3 separate regions of the Mus musculus genome follow, and all the other regions are linked to region 3. The links are chromatin loops, found by intact Hi-C in ENCODE. Cell type or tissue: left cerebral cortex. All regions are shown on one strand.

Region 1 (5,000 bases), 640 kb after region 3:
ACTATCCTCCCATTGATGTCCAACAAGGCCATCCTCTGTCACATATGCAGCTGGAGCCATGGGTCCCTCCATGTGTACTCTTTGGTTAGTGGTTTAGTTCCTAGGAATTATGGGGGTACTAGTTGGTTCATATTGCTGTTACTCCTATGGGGCTGCAAACCCCTTCAGCTCCTTCAGTCCTTTAGTTCTTCTATTGAGGACCCTGTGCTCAGTCCAGTGGTTGACTGAGAGCATCCAACTCTGTATTTTTTAGGCGCTGGCAGAGCCTCTCAGGAGACAGCTATACCAGGCTCCTGTCAGCATGCACCAGTTGGCATTCACAGTAGTATCTGGGTTTGGTAATGATATATGGGATGGATCCCCTGGTGGGGCAGACTCTGGATGGTCTTTCCTTCAGTCTCTGTTCCACAGTTTGTCTCTGTATCTCCTCCCATAGGTATTTTGTTCCTCCTTCTAAAAAAAAACCGAACTTATCTCTTCTTTAGCCAGTGACTCCATGTCCCCTAGGTTCATCAAGTACTTTTTATCATGGAGATCAATTACTATATACTCTCATCACCAAGAGAAATCTATTAGGGGAATTGTTAGGAATTTGAGATTAGGTAGTTTAGATTTCATAATTGTATGTAGATGATGAAAACATATGTTAATGTTCTTTATGTCAGTAGAGATACAGTCAGCAACTCTTTCCCGTACATGTACCCTCAAATTTCTAATGAGGTGTTTTTCCCCAACATGATATCTTAATTGATTATTTAGGAACTTTGTATAATGCACCTCTGTCATATTTGCTTTCTAGTCCTCCACAAACCATAGACATTCACATGGGCCCTGGTCATCTAAATGCTATGTGGCAGCATCACAGACCATGGATACCAGCACATCCCCGGGTTATGGATACCAGCATGCCTCCAGAGGCAGCATTGACCTTGTTGACTTTTCAAGGTGTTTCTTTGGAAGTTGCCTGGTGAAAGGGTATGTGACATTTTGCTGAAGTGGATCCTCTAGAGGACACATGATGTTAAGAAAGTGTATAAGCATAACCCAACAGAGAGTGAACAACACTCTTGGATTGGTTTGCTTTGCAGCTCTTTGCTGGTCATTTTTGGGCCTCACTGATGCTGATCTTCACTGACAATGATCTTACGTTGCTGTGCCTTGCTTTTCTGCTGTTTCATGCTGCTTCTTGGACTAGTGCCAATCAGCAGATCTTTGCTATTTTTTCTGGATCAAGATGCTGCTACTGATTTGTGTTTGCAGTTTTCTAGTGGACTGGACTGCTGGCAATGAAGGTTGCAATCACCTCAAAGAACTATTTCTAAACAAATCCACAACCCCCATTTTCTGTTAACCTTTCTTTTCTCTTACCAGTGGTAGGAAGGGAGCTTGAAGCATTAAAGAATCATAATTAAAGTAGGTTTTAAAAAATTCTAAGCCTACAAACAAAATTAAAATATATATGTACTTCTACCAGAAATAAGTATGCTGTTTCCTCAGAAAAGCTAAAAATAGATCTACCATATGATCCAGATTTACCATTCTTGGACACATGCCCCAAACATTCAATATCTTACTACAAAGATATTTGCCCACCCATGTCCTCTGCTGTCCTAATCATAGTAGCCAGGAAATGTACCTAGCCTAGATGTCCATCTCCTGATGAATGGATTAAGAAAATGTGGTACATTTAGACAATGGAATACCACTCAGCTGCAAAGAAAAATGAAATACTAAATTCACAAATGAATAGAAGGACCTGAACAAACATTCTGAGTGAGGAAAGTCAGACTCCAAAGGACAAAAGTAGCATGTTTTCTTTTTTGTTATTAGTCATTTTATTCTCTTACATTTCAAATGATATCCCCCCTCCAGGTTTCCCCTCCACAGATCCTCCCAATCCCATCCCCCTCTCACCCCTCTCATTTGCCTCTATGAGGGTGCTCCTCCACCCATTCACCCACTCCTGCCTCACGGCTCTAGCATCCACCTATGCTGGGGCATCAAGCATCCACAGGACTAAAGGCTTCCCCTCCCATTGATGTCAGATAAAGCCATCCTCTGCTACATATGTATCTGGAGCTATGTTTCCCTCCATGTATACTCTTTGGTTGGTAGTTTAGCCTCTGAGTGCTTCAGGTGGTCTGCTTAGTTGACATCATTCTTCCTATGGGGTTGCAATCCTCTTCAGCTCCTTCCGTCCTTCCCCTAGCTCTTCCATTGCAGTCCCAGGACTCAGTCCGATGGTTGCTTGTGAGTACCTGCATCTGTGTTGGTCTTTTGTTGATAGAACCTCTCAGGGAACACCCATACCAGCATCCTTTCAGCAAGTGTTTCTTGGCATCAGCAATAGTGTGGGGGTTTGGTGTCTGCAGATGGGACAGATCCCTAGGTGGGGCAGTCTCTAATGGCAGGTGTGGGTATTACCTTAGAAACTGGATAATTGGGTTTAAATACAGGTCACCAAACCAGCAGATGGCAGCATGGGACTTTCAAGGAAGAAGAGATGGAGTACAAGTGTTGAGAAAAAGGAGTAGAGAATAATAAAGCAGGGAGGGTTGGTTGGAGATATGAATGAGAGCATGGGATCAAGTAGAATTTGTATGTGTGTGAGCAAATGAACACTAAAGACCTTTGAGAAAGTTAGGTAGAAACGACTGCTGTATAAACCCGCTACTGTAGAAGTTTCTTCAAATACATACATATAAAGAGTTGAAATGGAGTTACCTTATCATGGGGGTGGGCAATACCCCTCTTAGACATTTCAGGCTAATAAATAAGAAACCCAGTGCCAGAAAACATGTATGACTTGGAAATTCTGTCCATTCTGGCTAAGTTTCACAGTGTTGGAACTTACTACCCTCAATGGTAGAGGAGAAAAGTAATTACAATCCAATCCAGCTTTGTAACCTGACAAGATACGGCTACTGGTGTGAGAGTGGAATGATTTTTTTTTTTTTTGTTTTTTGTTTTTAAAAAGACAGTATTCCTGTTTTATTGTTTTTAATATAATCATGTTTATCATTTATAGGGAATAGTTCTAAAAACATTAAGTCAAATTGCACTATTATGGAATTTGAGACTAAGTTCTTTACAGAAAACTTATTTGTTCAGAATTAATTTCAAAAAATGTTCACATGCTTCACATTTAAAAATGGATTGTGAATGTAGCTCAGTGTTGAAGTACTTGATTGGCCTATATCTAACTTTACTTAAACCCTAGCATTGAAAAGTAAAGTAAAATGAAAGTTTAACTTTTGAGAGTGGAATGATTATTTTTCATGGTTTCACATTTATGTCAATAGCTAAGCAAATATGCACACACATATGTACATGAAAATACATACATAGAAGTTAAGATACAAAGAAAACATAGTAAAACACTAAAACTGGCAATCTAGCTAAAGAGTTTGGGAAAGTTCATTGTACTGCCTAGCTACTTTTCTGTAGATTTGCGATTTAATTTTACTTTTTCAAAATTGGTTATTGTTTATATTGTATTTATATTTCAAATGTTATTCCCCTTGCTGATTTCCCCTCTATAAACCCCTTATCCTATCCCTTCTCCCTCACTGCTTCTGTGATGGTGTTCCCCTACCTACACACCCACTCCTGCCTCACCACCCTAGAATTCCCTTACACTGGGGCGACAAGCCTCCACAGGACTAAGGGGATCCCCTGTTATTGATGCCAGATAAGGTAAGCCTCTGTTACATATACAGCTGAAGCCATGGCTCCCTCCATGTGTACGCTTTGGTAGGTGTTTTAGTCCCTGGGATTTCGGGGCGGGGGGAGGGGGGCTCTGATTGATTGATATTGTTGTTCTTGATACGGTGTTGCAAACTCCTTCAGCTTCTTCAGTCCTTGCCCTAACTCCTCCATTGAGGTCCCTGTGCTCAGTCTGAGAGTTGGCTGTGTGCATCTGCATCTGTATTGGTCAAGCTCTGGCAGAAAGAACCTCTCAGGGGACAGCTAGCTTTGGGATTTTAAAAACAAGAACACAGATTTCAATAATCATATGAAGTAGTTAAGAAGTATATACTGTTTATAGGTAGAAACACTGGCAATAAAGTAATATATTAGGATGAAGGAATTATGGGAAGTGTGAATGTTGGATTTTCCTTCATACTTATTGTTGATATTGTCTACACATTTTTTTACTGAGCATATAATTCTAAACTTGGGAAAGATTTAGAAAATGAAAAGAAGTATATAAAAATTTAAACTATTTATTGTTTCTTTGTGAATTTCACATCATGTATCCAATCCCATTCATCTCCCCATCCACTTTATCCATCTTCCACCCTTCAACCTCCCGCACAAAATAAATAAAATAAAATAAAATAAAACAGAATAAAATAAAAACAAAACAAAAATCATCATGTTGTGGAAGCTGTAGTATGTCACTTTGTGACACCCTTTTGTTCACACATCTTGCAAACGTTCATTGCAATAAATCATTGGTCTGTTTCAAGGCATCGGGCTTGTGCTATACTGTGAATACTGGATCCTCATGGGGACTCCTCTTGGAGATCCTGTTGTTGCCCTGTGTCATAGAGATCCTGTGACTTTGGTACTGATAGATCAGCCCAGTGACATGACCCAGAAGATTACAGATGGAACAGGTGTTGGGGTAAAGTGGGATGAATTTTATGGGGCTAAATAATCACTTTCTAATTTGATTTAGTTCAAGTTCCATAAGATGAAAATCATGCCTGACGCCATTATCTCATGCAAGAACCTGTGGTGAGACACATCAGAGACCCTAAGAAAGAACTTACTACTATTTTTCAGAGATGTGGACATACTATTAAGCCAACTCTTAATTACTTATTACTAAGCCTATTGATTAGAGCATCTCTCAGCCCTATTCAGAGAAGCTTTCTTTTGCAGTACATGGTTTTTAGCATAGAGATTTACAACTGGTCAATGTGCAGAGAATAAAAGTAAGATAACAAGAGATTACAAAGTGCTCAGCCCTAATGGTACATCTATATTATGAC
Region 2 (5,000 bases), 350 kb after region 3:
TGAGCCACTTGGGACCCTCTTTTTACTTTCCCTGACCACTAACTTCCCTCTCCCCAAGTTCTGTTCATTCATGTGCAGGCACAACTAACATATGAAACACTAAAATAGACTAAATTACTGAGATTTAAAAGCAGGGTTTAGGCTTAACCTGCAAAATAGATACCACATACTTTACAGTCACCCAAACCCACTTTTTCATACTATATTTAGTATTTTGAGAGAAGATCTGGATATGAGCCAGTGTTTTGCAATATGCAGTGGACAAACTACTTTGTTTTACCTCACATTTTCTGAAGTTATAAGGGACAAACTTTGTGCTAGAACTCAGAGCCAGTGTATGCCTTTCCACAGAGGAGGGAAAAGACATCTGAAAAGAGAAGTCTTTAGTTAAGGGATTGCAGAAGGTCTAAGTTCATCTAAGAAGGAAAGGAAAAGTATTTCTCTTAGTTAAAGACTGATTTTGGTTATGTCACCAGGGGAAGATTTTCGGGCTAGCAGTTCTCTATCACTGCCCTCCTCCTCACATCTTGCTCAGGCTGAATGTACCCTATCAGACTGAAGATCCGGATTCCTCATTGTGGATTCTGGACTTTGTGGTTCCCAGGGAAGTCCAGGGAGGGTGGCATGACCTGCTGGTCTGCTCTCCAATACAGAGATGGATCTGCCAAGGTACAGAGATTCTGGAAGGCTGGCAAGGTTTGTGAGGGATGGCAAGGACAGAAGGTTCAAGAAGTGAACTGTGGAGCAAAGAAGACAAGAAAGAGCTTGCAAAGGCAAGCAGAATGCCGAGTCTCCTCTGGGAAGAAAACAGAGGGCAGAGAGAGGCTGGGAAGGATGACAGGGAGAAACTGTGAAGCTTAGAAGATTCAAACAGAAGGGAGAGACAGGGAGAAAAGGTAGAAATATATAGAATGATCATACAAAAGAAACACAGGGACAAAATGGAGTAGAAACTAAAGGAATAGCTGACCAATGATTGGCCTAACTTCGGACCCATCCCATGGGTAGGAACCAAACCCTGACACTATTACTGAAGCTATGTTATGCTTGCACATTGGAGCCTAGCATGATTGTCCTCTGAGAGGCTCTACCAGCAGCTGACTAAGACAGATGCAGATACTTAAGTAAGGGGAAGGATTGAAGGAACCAAAGAGGATGTCAACTCTATAGATAGGAAGACTAACTATGTCAACTAACCTGGAACCCCTGAGAGGTTCCAGAAACTAAGCCAACAACGGAGGAGCATATAGTGGCTGGCCTGAGCACCACCTGCCTGGCAAATATGTAGTAAATGATTGACTGCTTTGTCTGCCCCAGTGAGAGAGAATGCACCTAATCCTATAGAGACTTGATGCTCCAGAGAAGGGGGTTGCTAGGGTGAGGCAGCCTCTCAGAGGGGAGGGAGAGGGACAAGGGGAGGGGGAGGGGGAGGGGGAGGGGGATGGACTGAAGAACTCTGGATGGGTGCTGAGGGGGCTACATTTGGGATGTAAATAAATAAAATAATTTTTAAAAAGAGTATGCACACAGGCATGCATGCATGCACACACACACATGTACACACACATGTACACACACACACACACCCTTTTCTTCATAGCAAGAGAGCAAGAAAGAATGATGACAAGAAATGCGAAGTTCTTAACACATTCTTGTAGTTTACAACATGCACAGCTATTATTATTACCTAGAAAATCAGAGTGTTTTATTTCTTTAAAAATTATTTTTGTCGTGCCTAGATAATTTCACACATAATAATACATCTGGAATCAACCCAACAGGCCCCAGTGCTATCTCCTCTCTACTGGCTTATTGAAAAAAAAAAAAAAAGAAAATCAATCAATAATTCATTGGCTATGCCCATGCTTCTCCTTGCACATTTGCCCATCTTCATTTTTTTTTGTTGATCTTGTCTGAGGTTCGATGTTAGGACCTATTTTTGCTGTCTGTTTTCTCTTGTTAGTTTTCGCTCCTTTACTCTTTGGGACCTGACACCTTTTTGTTTTCTCAGTCTTCATGTGTGACTTGAGACTATCTGAGCAAGGGATGGGACTGGCTCAGAGGCTGGGTATGGCATTTATTTTGTGTGGCAGTGAGGATGGAGCAAATGGGAAACAGTGCTGTGAGCCCAGCTCTGCTGAGACTCTATTAACATGTAAAACAGATACTAAGAGGCTATGCAGCAGCTAACAGCTATGGGAGCAAGGTTGATTTCCTTATTTTCTGGGTACATCAATGGCTCCTTCCAGTGGCTAAAATCAGTTTTCTCCCCATTCCAGAGCCCTACTACTAAGGGTTTCCTTCTGCTACAATTGAGTACTCTTTTCTCAAGCCCTTAGGCATGTCCCCTATCTCATTTCTGTACAATGATAGCTTTGTGAATGAAAGCATTAATTGCTTTTACAGTTTGGCAACTGATTTCCTAGCAGAAGTTCAATAGTTATTGACTACTTATTGACTAGGGTAGCTGTGACTTAAGAGATTACAAAATTTAAAAACATCACTTAAACTCCTGCCAACAGTTATTATGGATAGTGTTCAATATCTCTACTTCCCCAGCCTTGCCAAGGTCACCTCCCCTTTCTTGCCACATGAAGCTATTCTGACTCAGTCATTTGAATTTGGGTTTGGATGGACTTGTCCTTTTGGTGTCTGTGCTGGACACATTTATTAATGGTTGGATTATCCTTCCCAGAATCCCTCAGCATGCTGGCCCACTGTGGCATTCTTCAGTGCTTACAATATGTATCTATGTGTATGTGTGAGCATGTGTATGAGGGTAGTCTAAAGCTCTTGATTGTTTGGTTATAGGATTAATTATGTCATTATCTGAAGTTTTAGTTAAAGAGAATATAGCTGATCCACTTTCAGTTTCTTTGCTTTCACAGTGAATCTGTGTCCTGCAGAGAAATCATGTGTATTTCTAGGTCTCTCCTTTGTTTTTCACCACTGTCCACAAAGCTTGGTTCATGTATATAGTATGGATGTGAGTGATGTGCCTGAATGTGATGTGTACACACATCACAAGCAGACATAGGCACAGACATGTACACACAGAAATGTGTACATACATACACATGAATGTATACATGCACACACACACACGGCCTGAATATATTCCATTGAAAATATTGTCCTATCTCCTACTGTGTTGCAGAACACATTTTTGTTGTTATTCATAGCTGTAGAAGGTAAAAATCAGGCAACCCCTTGTGGATGTCTTCTTATCTGAGTTTCGTACTCTACCCTACTGGCTGACTTGTTTATTCTTGAGTCAAAGACATGTCATTTGAAGTGATTTAGTCTTATATTATGACTTGATATCTGGTTATATATTTCAATGTTGTTTGTATTCTTCAGGATCATCTTGTCTATTCTCAGTCATTTACACCGCTACAGGAATTTTAAGTATAGCTCATTAATGTAAACAAATAGTGCTGGCATTTTTCCTGGAGTTGCATTAACTCTATAAGCTAATTTACTTGTGATTTCTGGGCATCTACTCTTGGCTCCTCCCTTTCTAAGCCATCTATGCCAAAAGATGGGTATGTTCCAGGCCCACAAAGAACAGCGGATGATGCTTCTGCACTGGTAAGCTCATCAGATGAAGAGACCACACTGGGTCTTTTCTGATGACCATACGTGGTCCTAGGGTCAAACTACATCCTCATTTCCAAACGCATCTTTTGTGATTTGCAAAGTGTTGAATCATTGCTTGATAGCGTTGGCTCAGAGGGATTGTAAAGACATTTCTCAAACCTTTGGAAGTGCAGATTTGTTGTTTTTGATTCCTTTATAAAATATGCACGATGAAAGAAAGTTAAAGTGAGTTCCAGCATTGAGGGCCCTGTGGCATGATGTGCTTCACTGACTGTCCTCTGCCCATTAGTATATTAGTATATTAGTATTATATTCCTGCTGGACTCTGCTTCATGAGCTTGCTGTTTTTCTCACCCATCTAACTAGGTGTAGTCTGAGGACATCGTGGGGAGAGATGACTCCTCAGTGGATGCAGAGCTGGCCCCTTCATCTGATTGGGTGTCCCGTGAAGTCATCATAAGAGCAGCAGGAATTTCTGGGCCATATATTTTCATGAACTTGTTGTAACATTCTTTGCATTACATAGATAAGATTTCTAAGCTCTAATTTAGCTTTGCTTGAGTGGGCTTTTGGAAAAAGGTATCTTGGGGCCATGTAGGGAGAACCTGTGTAATTATGTCCTAACATCACTCTTGGAGAGTTTCCATGTCCACGTAGTAAGAGTTGTCTGAGGTGCCTTTTTCCTGACACAATACTTTTTGTTAATATAGTGTTAGTATATTCCTTTACAGATACACATTTTCCTTTGAAAAGGAACTTTTCAGAGCTACTCTCATGCCTATAGTTTCTCAGTACAACTGATCTCAAATATGCCAAGGAAGTACATTTGCAGTTTTGTTCTCTTGTCCAGCTACCTTGAGGTGGGTTTATATGAACCCCAACAGAATTATGCTCTTGGCAGAATTAAAATAGCTTCTTTCCCTATCAGTTTTGTTAAAAGTCACAGGAAAAAAAAAGACACATGAAGAAATCAGGCCTTGTTTGCAAACTTGCCAAGTTCTGAGCCCTCCTACCCAGGATATGGTGAACTTCCCCATGCTTTAAGGACCATTATAGCATTAGAAAGACAGGACTTAGCAGATGAGTTGGTTGCTATGGAAATGCTATGGTATCTTTGGCAAATTGTGTGTGTGTGTGTGTGTGTGTGTGTGTGTGTGTATGATAGCATTGGAAATGTAAATGAGCTAAATACCTAATAAAAAATGGAAAAAAAAACCAACCAAACTAAGACACATACCAATCAAAAAAAAAAAAAAAAAAGAAAAGAAAAGATGGAAAAAAGCAGTCTAAATTGCATGGGATCCCATGACAAGAGAGGATATGGGGAGACGTAGGCCAAGATCAAACTAAAGAAACCTGGAAACCCTGCCCCATCAAGTAACAGATCACACCTGAAAAAT
Region 3 (5,000 bases):
TTCTGGTTCTCTTGCCTTAGCTTCCCAACTTCTGAGATTACAGGCTTGTAGCATCATGCCCAACTCAAAGGAACCTTTTTTAAAAAGCCTTTTATTTGTCTTAAAAATTTAAAATAAAATCACTTGATAATTATCTGTTTTTGTGTCTGGGGAAATGAGGTGTATGAGAGCCATGATGTGATGTGTGACTGTTCAGAGGGCAGGCTGTGGGAGTTGGCTCTCCTTGTGTCCCAGGGAACAAAGTCAAATTGTCAGGGATGGTGGAGAGTGCCTTTACCCACTGAGCCATCCTACTCACCCTCAGAGGAAGCCTTTCAAAGTGAAACTTGTAGCTGATGCCTACAGAGCAAGGCCTGCCAAGCCCCCAAGTTTCCCCACTCTTGCCAATTTCTTCTGCGATGCCCGGAAGATGAAGCATCCTGCTAAGATGCAGAGGAGTCCAGGGCTACTTGAGCAGAGCCAGAGCCAGAGAGCAGTGTCATATTGTCACTTTGTCTTGCATTACATAAGAGCGGGTTTCTGCAAAGCTGAATTAAGCAGGGCTGTGCTGAGAAGTGTGACAGGCAGTCGGAATATAAAGGAATCTTACACAGCATCCTCTGTAAAGGAGTGAAGAAGCCCGGGAGTCGGTTTCATGCATACACCATTAGGTATGTATCCAGATAAGGTCTTTCTGTAGTAACATTTTTTCTCTACCTCTCTAGCATGTGCAGCCGACCTTAGCTCTCCAGAATTGACTAGTTCTTGCAGAGCCTGTGAACCACATACCTGATCTCAGCCCCTCCAGAGTTCCTCTCACCAACATCCAATTACTCTGAGACTCTGCTCACTCACTCTCCCTTCCTTTTGTCTACTCACTGTGTGGGACCACTCCTGTGGGACACCAGCACCCTCCAGTGTCTGTTCCCAATCTTTGAGGCAGGCACACAGACAGCTGTCCCTCACTATCTATGGCATATGTGTATGACAAGGTCAGAAACACAACTTCACTCTCCCTTATGTGACCTCTCCTGCACACCGTCCAGGGCAAACAAACAGAAATTCCATTGTGTGTCCCAGGTGATTTGGGCTCTTGTCTCTTCATTCCACACACAACCCCCTTCTTAAGCTGGGAAGACAGATGCTCCTCTCTGCCCTCCTCCAACCCACCATCATCTTGTAGGTGGTATATTGCAGGGGCTGCCTCCCCAGCCCCCTAACTTGGACCACTTGTCCTCAGCTCTATAAACAAAGTGGTTTTTCTTGAAGGTCAGTCCGTTCCATCAGTGGATTCTGGTTTCACTTAGTGTAGAAACCAAAAACTTTACCCTAGTTTTGGAGGCCAAATGGTCCCAGGCTTTCTTATTCCCATGTCACCCCACTCCCACCCCTCCCTGGCCTGATCAGTTGCAGTCACATTGCTTTTTTTTTTTTTTTTTTTTGCTGAACTATATGTATGGGGGAAACTCTGCAGTTGGGGACACTTCACTTTTATCTGGATTGTCTGCCTCAGCTGCACATTGGCATGTTGCTGTTTGGTTCCCATTCCCGTATGAAGAAGGACTTTCTCTCTATGCTTCATGGAACCCCAGCCCCCCCACCCCATTGCTCCCTCCCACCTTTCCCAGCAGCTCTACTGTTCCCCCGACAGTAGCTCTGCTGTTCTCCCGACAGCAGCTCACATCTGAGATGCTGCATTGTTATCACGGTCTCCTGTATTTGGTGGGTAAGCCCCATGAAGACCTCTACGTGCTGGGTCCCTGAAGAATGCCTGTTCATAGCAGGCATCTGGTAAATATTTGTTGGACAGTTCAATTAATAAACAAGACTAAAATAAGACAGGGGCTGAAGAGGATTACAACTGTTAAAAACCATATTTGACTTTTAATTTTGAAAACAAATTAAATACAGTTAAATAAAAACAGACCAGATGGCGCAGCAGCTTGGGCCCCACCCTCACACCAGCCTTTGCCCATGGTGCTCCTGAACCCCTGGCTTAACTCTTCTGTGGTGGGGCTTTCCATCGAGGGAGCGGGGTTGCAGCCTGGGTTTGGAGGGAAAGTTGTCATCATGGACCCAGTTCTGATTTGCAACAAACTCATTCCCAACAGAGATGAAGGCCGCAGTCCACCAGGGTTATAATTTTAAATAAATACACATGCAGTGAAGGGAGGACATTACATGAAAACAACTGAAGTAGCATCTGCCAAAACGTGAAAAGTAAAAATCCCCATTTTTGTTTTGTTTTGTTTTGTTTTTTTTCAGTTTCCTAAAAAGAGCACTGAGTTTGGCTAAGAAGGCAGCCTTAGCAGCCCGTTTGACCTTGGCATTCACTGACAGTTTCTATGAATGAGCAGTAGGGTGCCCAGACATAAATTCACCCATCGGATAAATTCCCGGTGCCTCTCATTTGATGCCAAGGAGTAAATTTCCAAAACAATATCCAAAGTATAAATGGCTAGGGGGAGATGTCCTACAGGGGGCTGTGGGGTCTGATCCCATCAGGTGGTGTCCTGAAGACTGTGAGAAGTTAAATTCATTTCAACATAGGCAGCTGATGCTATTCTCTGAAAGTTAGATGTGTGGACTGAGTCTCATCCACCCGAGAGTGGATTCGGAATGACTCCCGGGCCTGTCCTATGAGTTTTAATGGAGCGCGGGGGGAGGGGGAACTGGGGGAAGGTGCGGGGTGGGGGGAGCTGTTAGCAGTTAAAAAATAAACGCCTCTTCAGTGGGCTTGCGCCCTTTCCTTTCCCCCACTTGGGAGGAAAATTGTGCTTCCAACTTGTAGGAGCTGGAGTGAGATTACCACCAGAGGGCCCCATGTAGCCAGGACCAGGGGCCTCTCAGATGCTGAACACCCAGGCAGATGGTTCTTTTGGGCGGCTGGGTAGGTGCAACAGCGTGAGCATACTGTTCTGTCCGGGGTGGAGAAGGGGCAGTGGGCACGAGGCGGGTTGGCTTTGCAAGCTTTCCCATTTTGTGTGAGACAGAGTGATTTCTAAAGCAGTATGTGCTCAGGTCGCCCTTCCTCTCAGTGTGTAGACATTTCCTGCTCTTGACCTTGAGCCCATTCTAATGCAGCCCTCACAGAATCGGCTCAGGAAAGGACTGGGATTGCTGGGTCTCACATTTTTTCAGGAAGAGCTCTGCCTCTTTATTATTGTTATCTGCGCCCCGAGATCTGTGATTCTTAGGGGTTTCAGGAAGAGGGCAATTGTCTCCTCAGTCCAAACCCAGCAAGGGGCATTGCAGCCCAGGGGTACTGGAGAGGCAGTGGGGACACTGGGGTGACTTGGTTCTTAATCCAGGTCGATCTATGACCTGTGCTGGCTCTAAGCCCACCACCTTGCCGATTCTGGCGCAGGAGGCTTGAGGGACATGGGAAAGGGCTTTGTTCTCCTACAGCCTGAGGTACAGGGGGAGCTGTAGGAAGGCCCAGGCTCCCCCAATGCAGGGTAGGGTGCCAGGTGGGATCCAAGACAGCCTTATGTCCTGTAAACATGAACCAGAGGAGAGCCAGAGGTATTTCTGATTTGGGAGCAGCTCTGAGGAAGAGCAGGTGTGAAAGAGGAGTGTTGGGGCATCTTCATGCCCCAGGCTGCTCTCTGGTCTTCAGAATGTCCTGGCTGGGCACATGCTGTATAGTCATGCTAGGCCCAAGAGCAGGGAGCCATGGAGAGCCATGCTGCACTCCACAGTAGGGTTTTCTGACCTCCCTCACCCCAGTATCACTCCAAGGCAGGGTCCCCTGCTCACACAGCCCCATCAATGTAGGAAGCTTCCAAGGAGATGTGCCGAGCACAGGCTTGGCTGGCAACCGGAATCCCCAGCTCTCTGGTCTTTTAAGCCCCTGGCCATGTTGCTGTAGAGGACCACAGGTCTGGGATTCTGTGCTTAAATTCTCTGTCTTTTATCCTGACATCAAGCTGGGCTCTCTTGGAAGCCCTCGGAATACATAAGAGTTGTTCCTCTGGAGTCTGCCTCAGAGTGACTATCAGCCATGGGAGAGGATGGCAGGCCAAGATCAGGGTCTGAGAAGGAGGTTCCTGTGTGGGGAAAGTAGGAACAACAGGGGTGTCAGCTTGGGGCAAGGTGGAGCTGGAGCTGCAAGTAGAACAGAATGCTTGATTCCAAGCCCCTAGTGGACGCCATGGTGCCTCCCGGGTTCCCCTTGGAGACATTTTTGAAAAGCAAGTGGTAGCAGTTCTTCTAGTAACATATAAGGGCAAAAGATGGGATGAAGCTTTGGACCAAGGCATTCTAAGATGCACTGGCCAAGGATTTCAGGATTCAGGATGACACCCTGTAGTCCCAGAAACATAATGTCTGCAGATGTACTAAGGCAAAAATTTAATGTAATTGTCTGCTACGAGCCCCTGGATCTGTGATAGGGTCTAGAGTAGCAAATTCTGGAGCAGTGGATACAAGAGGCAAGAGCACAATAGGCCCCATAAAAATATTTTGCTTGGCCAATCATTTAGCATAAATCTCTTGGGTTAATGTGTCACTTTGGGCACGTTGTTTAGCTTTTCTGACAGCACTGTCACCTCTAAAGTGTAGGCAGATACTCTGACCTAATTGAAAGGGATATAAACAATTAAAAAAAAAGATCTATTGCATAGGATTTGTTACATGGCAGAGATTGATTTCAGTGCTCTCCACCTAAGAAAAAGCCAGGAGCAGAGAAATGTCACTAGGCCAAACAGAAATGTGGCACCTTGGCTTGGGAGTGGGCTCTAGGGTTTGCCTAGTGAGCTCTTTCACCTGCTATTGAAAGCTACAGGGTGGAACAACAATATGAACTAATCAGTACCCCCCTCTCCCCCCGAGCTCGTGTCTCTAGCTGCATATTTATCAGAAGATGGCCTAGTTGGCCATCAGTGGAAAGAGGCCCATTGGTCTTGCAAACTTTATATGCCTCAGTACAGGGGAATGCCAGGACCAAGAAGTGGGAGTGGGTGGGTGGGGGAGTGGGTGGGGGAGTGTGGGGGGGACTTTTGGGATAGCATTGGAAATGT

Evidence for each region. Peaks named below come from ENCODE experiments on the same cell type or tissue, not always from the same donor. Only the 100,000 strongest peaks of a DNase experiment are listed, where the experiment ranks them.
Region 1: a loop joins it to region 3, with 2.6 times the contacts of the local background. A loop is called at or near these places in 3 of 42 quality-filtered maps.
Region 2: it touches region 3 in a loop (2.3-fold over the local background); 2 of 42 quality-filtered maps call a loop at or near these places.

What each region holds. Positions count from the first base shown.
Region 1 is chr9:26,119,660-26,124,659 of GRCm38, reverse strand. No RefSeq gene overlaps it. Among named protein-coding and RNA genes, the nearest start is that of Gm39312, 89 kb to the right of the region's middle. In left cerebral cortex, a CTCF peak has its summit at 2,452 (motif pointing right); DNase peaks (open chromatin) are centred at 1,169, 1,522 and 2,466.
Region 2 is chr9:26,411,305-26,416,304 of GRCm38, reverse strand. No RefSeq gene overlaps it. Among named protein-coding and RNA genes, the nearest start is that of Gm30313, 140 kb to the left of the region's middle. In left cerebral cortex, a CTCF peak has its summit at 2,239; a DNase peak (open chromatin) is centred at 2,149.
Region 3 is chr9:26,758,177-26,763,176 of GRCm38, reverse strand. B3gat1 (beta-1,3-glucuronyltransferase 1 (glucuronosyltransferase P)) reads right to left here. Exons shown (of 7, transcript NM_001310766.1): 7 at 1,827-4,028. Glb1l2 (galactosidase, beta 1-like 2) reads left to right here. Exons shown (of 19, transcript NM_001310768.1): 19 at 1-133. Among named protein-coding and RNA genes, the nearest start is that of B3gat1, 27 kb to the right of the region's middle. In left cerebral cortex, CTCF peaks have their summits at 2,798 (motif pointing right) and 4,146; DNase peaks (open chromatin) are centred at 564, 2,842 and 3,681; H3K27ac peaks cover 742 bases.